Regions from separate parts of the Mus musculus genome. Here region 2 is linked to region 1. Evidence: chromatin contacts called from ENCODE Hi-C or POLR2A ChIA-PET data. All regions are on one chromosome and are shown on one strand. The core of a region is the stretch at or near the end of the contact, and the rest is flanking DNA. Distances in the headings are between cores, read along the strand shown.

Region 1 (4,247 bases), core at 512-3,011:
AATACATACTGTGAAATTGCTTTTTGAAAGAGTTATTCTAACTTACAACGCCACCAGCGTTTCCAGAGGCAGGTTTCCGCTCCCAAATCGTCTACACTAGTGCTATTAAGAATGCTAATCGATAAAATACTGTACCCTGGTTGTTAAAAATTTCGCCTTTTTTTTTGAGGCTCATAAAATTAAAGTTTGTTGAAGAATGAGTATACAATACAAAACATTCTTTTGGGACATCTTTATTTTTGGAACAACCTAAGCAATTCTCAACGGTGACCATCATAAGAAGACCACACGTTGTTAGGATTGGCACAGACTGGCTTTGACGATCAATCCTAACGCCAAAACACTCGATCGACTTTTCAGTGTTTCTGCTAGTAGCAAACGGAGAGAGAGAGAAAAAAATGTTGAGGAATCAAACAGTGCAAGTTTACAGAGAGGATCTGGAGCTCAGCTGCTTTTCATTAAAGTGCATTCTCCTTCCTTCCCTCCCGCTTCCCTTCAGTGCACCTGCAGAATCCCTGCATGGTGTTTGCCCTCCCTCTTCTCCTTCCCTTTTATTTTTCTATGTGCGGAATTCCTGCACTCTGCCCTTCCCCTCCCTCTCTCCTTCCATCCTTTCCTCTATTTTCTGGCCACGTTCAGAGCCCCTGATTTCTCTCGAGAAGGCGCAGTACTTTGCAGCTCTTCTGGCCCGGGCTTGTGTCTGCAGGGCGTGCGAATCTCTCCGGTGTGGACCTACAGGCAGGAGAGCTGCGCGGAGCTGCGGCTGGAACCCGACCGAAGCGCCGGGAGCCCGGGAGGGATTGGCTAGGCTAGCCGAGGTCGAGCGTTCCGAGCCCTAGATCCGCGGCTGCAGCCTGGGACAGGCACCTATGACTCATCGGCTCCGCCGGTCACATGGGCAACGTGACCAAAATAAAGTTTCAGTATTTTAAGCCGCTAGAAAAGGGGACAGAGGAGCGCAAGGCAGGCGGGAGCGTAGGGTGGCCGCGGGGACGCTGCGCCGGCCGAGGGGGCGGGGCTGAGGCCAGGAAGGGGCGGGATTTGGCCGAGGGGCGTGGTCTGCCGGGAGGTGCGCCCCTCCCCCGTGTCGGGCAGCGACGCCCCGACTCTCGGCTAAACGGTTCGGGAACGCTGTGAACCGGCACGCCTCGGTGCCTTACGTATCCCTCCGGCAGGGCCGCCCCCCGCCAGCGCCGCAGGCTGCGGGATCCCGGAGATCCCAGCGTGTCCTCCGAAGACACCGGGACCCCCACGCGCCAGCAGCGGCTTCCCCGGGAACGTCCTTCAGCTCCCGGAGCACGCGGGAAAAGCCCCAGCACACCAATGAGCGAGCGCCTTCCTCATGACGGTCACGCTGGGGGGCGGGGCTTCCCACAGCCGTTCCCGAGTTCCGGGAACCCCCTTTGATTGGTCTGGACGGCTTGGGAAACACTGTAGTGACGTCCAATCAAAACACCACGTCTCGGCCTCGAGGAAATATTCCGTGTCAGCCTCATCCTGATTGGGCCATCCTTTCGACCTCTGTCCACTAGGAAGCTTTGTTTAGGTCTGGAGGGCGGGTTTTCCCGGGAGTGGGTGGGGAGGGGGCGTTGATTCCAGGCCAATCACTTTAGTCGGTGCGGTGGTGATCAGCCAATGGACAGGGTGGATAGGACGCTCCTCCCGGAGAGTAGTGAGACCCCTGGTGCGGTCCGATTGGTCGCGGGAGCCGTGACTGGCAGACGCACCAACCAGTGGGCGCTGTGCGTGGGCCGCGGGGCGGGGCCAGGGCGGGTGCGCGGCGGCGGCGGGGTGGCTGGGCCGGCGGCGGCGGCGGTACGAGGCGCGCGCTCGGGGTCCCGGTCGCGAGGAGGAGGAGGATGTGGCGCGCGGAGGGGAAATGGCTGCCGAAAACAAGCCGGAAGGTGAGAGCCGGAGCGTGAGGGCCCGGGGCTGTCAGGGTGGCGGCGACACGGCGAGCCCGGGGCCGCGCCGGACATCCCGGGCATCGGCGGCGCGGGGCGCGAGCGCGGGGGCGCGGCGGGCGCGGGGAGGGCGCCGGCGGGGTGGGGGGGGCGGAGCGCGGCCGAGTCCTGAGGTGACTCGCGGGCCGGCCGAGCGGGGCGCCCCGCACCCAGCCCCGGGGGCGGCAGGCCGGGGCGGGGGGCGCGCGGGGCGGGGGCCGGGCCCAGCGAGGAGGAGGAGAAGCCGCGACGCCTCCCGCACCCGGCCCGGGGCATCCCCGCCGTGTCGGTCGGGGTGTCAGGGGGCCGCGGGGCGGAAAGTTTCCCGGGCCGCGGGGGCTCGCGGGCACCGGTGCCGGCGGCCGTAGCGGCGTCAGGGCCGGACGTTCCCCTCCACAGCCCCCCTCGGGCCGCGCGGCGCCTCCTAGCGCCGGCGTGGGGGGTGTCCCCGCGCGGGTCCCCGCCAGGGGGCCCCCCTCGTGCCGAGCGCCCCTCGGCCGAGGCCCCGGGCGACCCCTCCCCCAGCAGGGCCGGGGTCCTCGCGCGGCCTCCCCGCCCCTCACAGCATGCTCTTCCACACTTGCCCTTGCACCCTCACTACCGGGAGGGTGGGGTCTCCACACTGCCATGCCCTTTACCTTCCGTGACCCCGATCCTCTCCGAGCACTGAGGGTTCCGTGTCAGCCTGTCCCCTTTTTGAGGGGACTCTCGTGGGGCCGCGGAGCCTCTGCACGCTGGGTTAATCTTTTTTTTTTTTTTTGGCCAGGACAAGGGGACTCGGGGCTACCCATGTTCTTCCTTCTTAGCTCACCCAGTGGCTTGTGGGGCCCTGTGCAGCTCTGAAGTCATTTCTAAATAGGCAGGCAGACACTTCTTCCAGATCTGTACTCTTTCCGTACACTTTCCTGGGTTAGGGTGAGCTCATTTCCTGAACACCCTTCGAGTTGCCCTCTTTCTTGTTGGGAAAACCGGACGCTCCAATGCTCCTCTCCCTAGCTGTCTGCCTCTCTCCTTGGAGTTCCCTGTCTGGGCCAGGGTGGGCGCCCCAGTAAGATGTAGGGCAGGCAGGACTTCCGATGTGCCTACCACTTGAGTGTAAGGGACCTCAGTACTTGTTTCTTGCAGGAAAAGAAGGATCTATTGCTTCCCGTTCACTCTTGGATCTTAGGGGGCACCCTTCACCAGTTAACACTATCCCACTGGGAAAAGGGTCCAGTGCCCTTGAATTTGGTGTTCTGATTCCTGTCTTCTGAGCAGAAAGAACCAGACTTTATGCATCCCACTCTCAAGAAGTCTTTGAATCTTTCTTGGAAATAAACTTCCCAATTCTTCTTTTTTTTTTTTTTTTCTGAGAGAACTCAGACCCTCCTTATGGCTCCTGTTTCCCAGTCAGCCATATTTAGTGAGCCTGTTACCTTGACTTTCTCTAATTTTCTCAAATTGTATTCATGTTGGCTGGGTAAGGAGAAGCCATATGCCTTTCTATCCAGAATAGGGAGTGTAGACACCCTTGTCGCCCACATGCCATTTGAGAAGAGGTAGCTTGTGTGCTCCTTGTTGTACCAGAATCTTCCTTTGGCCCTGGTATGTCTCTAGTGGGATCAAAACATTTCTTTGGATCTTGCACCTTTCAAGCAAAGGGGCAATTTCTCTACTTTTTGCTGTTCTGGTTCTCTTTGACATCACGGAAATTGGGTGCTCGACACAGTTGTTGACACACACAGACCACTTTGTGCATATGTGCAATAGCATTCTATACATACCCAGAAGAAGTTAGAAGGGTCAGGTGGCAGCTCTATGGTCAGAGTGGGTGGAGTGTTAATTTGCCAGAATGTGTGTATCTGTACATACCTACCCATGTATGTTATTGGTGGCTTCAGGATTAGAAGAAGCCAAGGTGTCGTTGATAAAAGCAATGTCACACTACTCCTTCATTTGTCATTTGTATTGTACTGAATAAGCAGAAAGGCACTTCTCCCATGTGTGGAGTGCTTGCTGATGAATGCCCAGACTTTTCCATTTGGAATCTAGGGACAGTATTCTCAGCTTGATTCTGTGGGGAGTGAAAGTTCTTATCTTGATTTTTTTTTCCCCCTGCAGTGTAGGAGAAAGCGATTTCCTGTGTTTTGGGGAAATGATAGGAAATGGAGAAGCGGCTGCCTCTCCCTGATAGAACTGGGAGCTAACTGACGGCTTCAAGTACATCCCTGTTGTATTTCAGCCAGTGAAGTGAGAGACGCTAAGAAATTAGAAGAAGGTGCCTTCGGAAAAGTGCTTGCCGCTGCTTCCCGGGAAGGTGGCAGG
Region 2 (4,220 bases), core at 751-3,250, 72 kb before region 1:
GTTATAAATGCAGAGAGTGCCGCACTCACTGGCAGAGGTAAAACATCCCTTTAAAAGAAGTGTTTCTTTGGCTCCTGTCCCAGTGCAATAGCAATGAAAGGCCCTGAAATCCCAGAGGGCTCACATGTCCTGAACACCTGGACCGGTAGAGGTTCAGTAGCTCTGGCAAATGGGTAAAGAATGGCGGCTCAATTGCTAACAACCCAGACTAGTCAGAACTCAGAGATTTAAAAGGAAAGAAAACAGCAAACCCATCTCAGAAAGGTCGGTTCCTTTTACCACTCTGCTTCTTCAAGAACCAGGAAATGTCTGGGCCTTGTGCCTCTGGCCTTTATTCCTAGCATTTGAGTGGCAGAGGCAGCCAGATCGCTGCGAGTTCAAGGCTAGCCTGGTCTACACAGTGAGTTCTTGCCAGCACTACACTGTGTCAGGCCCTGTGGCAGAAAAAAAACAAACAAAAACAAAACAACTCAGGGGAAAACCTACAGTTTCATTCAACTGCTAACCTGGAAGTCCAGGAAACGTTTCCTGGAGGAGTTTCTGTGGTAAGCAGTGGCTGATACAGGGCACAGTATAGAGACAAAGAGCTTTGCTGTATGTGGAATGGTAAACTGAGGCAGTAGAGTTCAAGAGCTGGGTTTCTGGAGTTAGACTGCCCAGGGACGAATTGCACCTGTTTGTTCCCTCGATTATAATTACTGGATTGAATATATATATACACATGTATATATGTATACATACATATATACACACATATGTATGTACACACACACACATATATATGTATACATACATATATACTCATTCATACTGGATTGTTATGAGAGCGCCTATCACAATTTAAAGAGACACTGAGTCAGTTCTTTCAGCAGGTGGCTGTGCAGAAAACACTCAGAAAGATATTGGTTATTAGCACACAGACCAACTTTTACTGGCAACTGGGTTAGCTTTGCTGAGGCTAGCACAATTCCCTTACTTTTGATCTTTACCAGAAACCCTAAAAGACAGGATTGGGACTTGTGTGGAAGGACTGACAACTTGGACCCAGCAGCCACAGACCTCTCGAATGCCTTTCGTGACCTGACCTTGGAAGCCTTTCCGGGAACCCTTCTCTGACGGAGCTCAAGTGCGGACTAGCCATAGAGAACAAGAACGTATGCGAGGTATACACGTGCCAGACAGTGCGGACCTCAAGGGTGACTTTTTATTCTCGAGGAGACCGCGTGAATCCACTGGCAAGCACTGGATGCTGAAGTGCGGTCAGAGCGCCGGTGCGTCTCTGGCCTAGCACTTCTTGCTCATCCACGGCCCCCGAGTCGAGGCTGGAGAGGTCTTGCTCTCTGATTTCTGGGCAAAGGCTCAAGGGATCGGAGGAGGACACGAACGCCAGCCTGGGAGGGTAGCCTCTGCTTCGGAAGCACCAGCGATTGAGGGTCCGACCGAACCCTGGAGAGGCTCCCTGTGGCCTTGACCTTGCTGTCCAGGGCTGCGATCGCCCAGCTCCTGGCTCAGGCTGATGACCCTACCCTCTAGCCTAGGGTAGGAGTATGTAGGGGAAGCGTGGGACCTGGTTCCCCACTGCAGCGGCTGCCCCGGGGTCCTCGTCCCCCTTCCGGCAAGTACGTGGGTCCGGGTCCGGGCCAGGCCTGGGCACGGTGCACGCCATGCACGGGTCGCGGAGCGCCAGGCAGACGCTGGACCCGCGCCGGGGCGCGAGGGTCGCGGCGGTGCGGGCAGCTCGACGGCTGGCAGGCGCACACGGCGGCGGGGTCACGCGGCCTCCGGGCCGGGCCGTGGCCTTGCCGGGGCGGCTGCGGGGCCAGAGCCGCCCGTCCGACCGTCCAGAACCACCGAGCCGGGCCTCAGCCTCGCCGACGCCACGCCGCGGGCCTCACCTCCCTGCGCACGTTCAGCAGTGAGTAATAGTCTTCATTGTCCAGCTCCTCCTCGCTCAAGGCCGTCGCCATCTTCGCAACCTTTCACCCCGCCAAACCGGCGAGGCCGTGGTTAAGAGGGTCCGGCGCTGCGTAGCGCTTCCCGCGCGCCTCCCGCCCACGTCACAGCGGCCCCTGGCGGCCCGGAGCCGCACAGCAGCCCTTGGGACGCGCCTGCGCACTGCGCCCCCGCGCGGCCGAGGCCGGAAGCTGGGAGGTGTATATGTATACCAGCCTCTCGTGTGTGTGTGTGTGTGTGTGTGTGTGTGTGTGTGTGTGTGTGTGTGTGTGCAGTCTGTGTGTGTGTGTGTGTGTGTGTGTGTGTGAAACCTGTGTATGTGTGTACCAGCATGTGTGGGTGTGTACACAAGCATGTGTGTGTGTACGAGTGTGTGGTGTTTGTGTATGAGTGGATGCATGGGATGTGTGTATGAGGGTGTAAGGTGTACGTGAGAGTGTTGTGTGTAAGTGTGTGTGTGTGTGTGTGTGTGTGTGTAAGCGTGTGTGGGGTTTGTGAGAGTGTGATGAGGGTATGAGTGGGGTGGGGTGTATGAGTGGGGGTGTCCCGTGTGTTTAAGTGGGGGTGTGGTGTGTGTGTATGAGAGTGTGGGATGTGTGAGAGTGTGGGATATGTGTGTGTGTGTGTGTGTGTGTATGAGCACGTATGGGGTTTGTGAGAGTGTGGTGGGGGTGTGAGTGGGGTTGTGGTGTATGTGTGGGGTTGTGGATGTGTGTTTATAAATGTGTGTTCAAGTGTGGGTCAGTGTATGTGTGTGAGTGGGGGTGTGGGTGTGAGTGGACATATTGTGTGTGTGTTTACGGCTGTGAAAGTGATGGGGTTATGTGGTGTGTGTGTATCTGTATGGGCAGGGTTAGTATTCAACAGGGCCGCACCACACTCATAAGACCCTTATGGCCCAGGTTCTGGGTGGCGGCGAACCCGGGATGGCTGAGCTCCTTCCCCTGTTTTGGAGTCTGTTGTAAAGCCACCCTGAGCCCAGGCACGCATCTCTCCCGGGGCCCACCCACAAGGGAAGCCGCTGGTGGACCCACTTGCTGACTTATGTGTGCTCAGGAAACCTTCAAAGTGGTTACCTACACCCTTTGTGGTCCACAGAGGCTGCCTTATCTTCTGTTTCTGTCATGTTTTGTCTTTTCTTAACCATTGCCCTGAATGTAGGAGCACCTGGCCTTTTTTTTTTTTTTTTTTTTCCCTGCCGCATAAATGAGGAGGCAATATCCATTTGGTTCTTAATTGCGTCTGGCGTGCATATATACCTGTGGTTCCTACCTCAGAGCCATTCTGCTGGAAATTTCTCCTGTATAATTTAGCAGTGGAGTCTAATTGATTTCAACCTGGTGCCTGCTGTTTGGTGCCTTATTAAAAACGTCTTGGTTACAATAATCTAAATATTTTAAGTGTCTTTGAAATTATGTTATCAAGTGGTGGGCAGCAGCGTAGGCCCCTCCACCTGTTGGTTCACATGACCTGAGTCTTTTCTCAGGGGTCCTTGTTGTTCCTCCACACAGCCATCCGCTTGCCCGTCATAAGCTGGTATCCTGGGAGACCCCGACACCTGTCTGCAGATAGGAGAGGTTGATTTCTTTCTCATCCTAATTCTTGGCCAGATGTGCGCCATCTGGGCCTGTGTCACGTCCCTTCCAAGGTGCTCACTCCTCTTAGGATCTTTTGGCGGGAGACATCTAGGTGTGTGGAGTCAGCCTGCAGTAGGCTGTTGACCCAGGTTGTAAATTAGCAGCTTTTTATTATTTTGTTAAAGCATGGTAGGCCTCCCTACACGACGGCATCCACAGCCATGCCCCGTCAGCTCTCCTCCTGCAGGTTTATAGACTTTTCTTCTCTCCCTTCCTTCGCAGAGCTGTGGTTAGGGCTAAACTACCTGCTGACATTTTCTGGTTTTTGAAATTTCATGCGCGTGCAAGGGGTGCGGCTCTCTCTCTCTCTCTCTCTCTCTCTCTCTCTCTCTCTGTGTGTGTGTGTGTGTGTGTGTGTGTGTCTACAGTGTTGAGATGTCTCAATTTTCCTTAGGTTTGTAGATATTAACTGGCCTGCAGTGCTCACTTGGGCAGAGAAATCCTTGCAGTACCTCCTTTGCTTGGGAAAGGAAACACAGCTGGTAGATGTTACGTAAGTGGAACATGAGGCGTGTTTCCCGACGCCCAGGTCTGTGTTTCTGTGATTGAGAATGGCCTGGTTTTTATCACCACTCAGACAAAATAAATAACAACTCAGGGATGCTCTGGGCCCGGCCTCTCTCGGGCCCA

The links. A loop is a pair of places that touch in the nucleus more often than their neighbours do. ChIA-PET counts read pairs that join two places held with the same protein, here RNA polymerase II (POLR2A).
Region 2: a map of heart shows a loop between it and region 1 (5-fold over the local background). The contact joins the promoter of Dnajc11 here to the promoter of Camta1 in region 1. A Hi-C loop is called at or near these places in 16 of 37 maps with a recorded cell type or tissue (Patski, adrenal gland, gastrocnemius and 3 more). POLR2A ChIA-PET finds 5 or more read pairs at or near these places in 3 of 5 experiments (Patski and embryonic stem cell).

What each region holds. Positions count from the first base shown.
Region 1 is chr4:151,859,282-151,863,528 of GRCm38, reverse strand. Camta1 (calmodulin binding transcription activator 1) reads left to right here and starts at 1,761. Exons shown (of 24, transcript NM_001081557.3): 1 at 1,761-1,904. The coding sequence starts at 1,860. All of the region lies in intron 2 of Gm42357 (a long non-coding RNA gene), which reads right to left. It overlaps 9230110K08Rik (a long non-coding RNA gene), which reads right to left and starts at 1,785. Exons shown (of 2, transcript XR_390981.3): 1 at 672-1,785; 2 at 218-365.
Region 2 is chr4:151,931,500-151,935,719 of GRCm38, reverse strand. It overlaps Dnajc11 (DnaJ heat shock protein family (Hsp40) member C11), which reads right to left and starts at 2,000. Exons shown (of 16, transcript NM_172704.3): 1 at 1,896-2,000. The coding sequence starts at 1,967.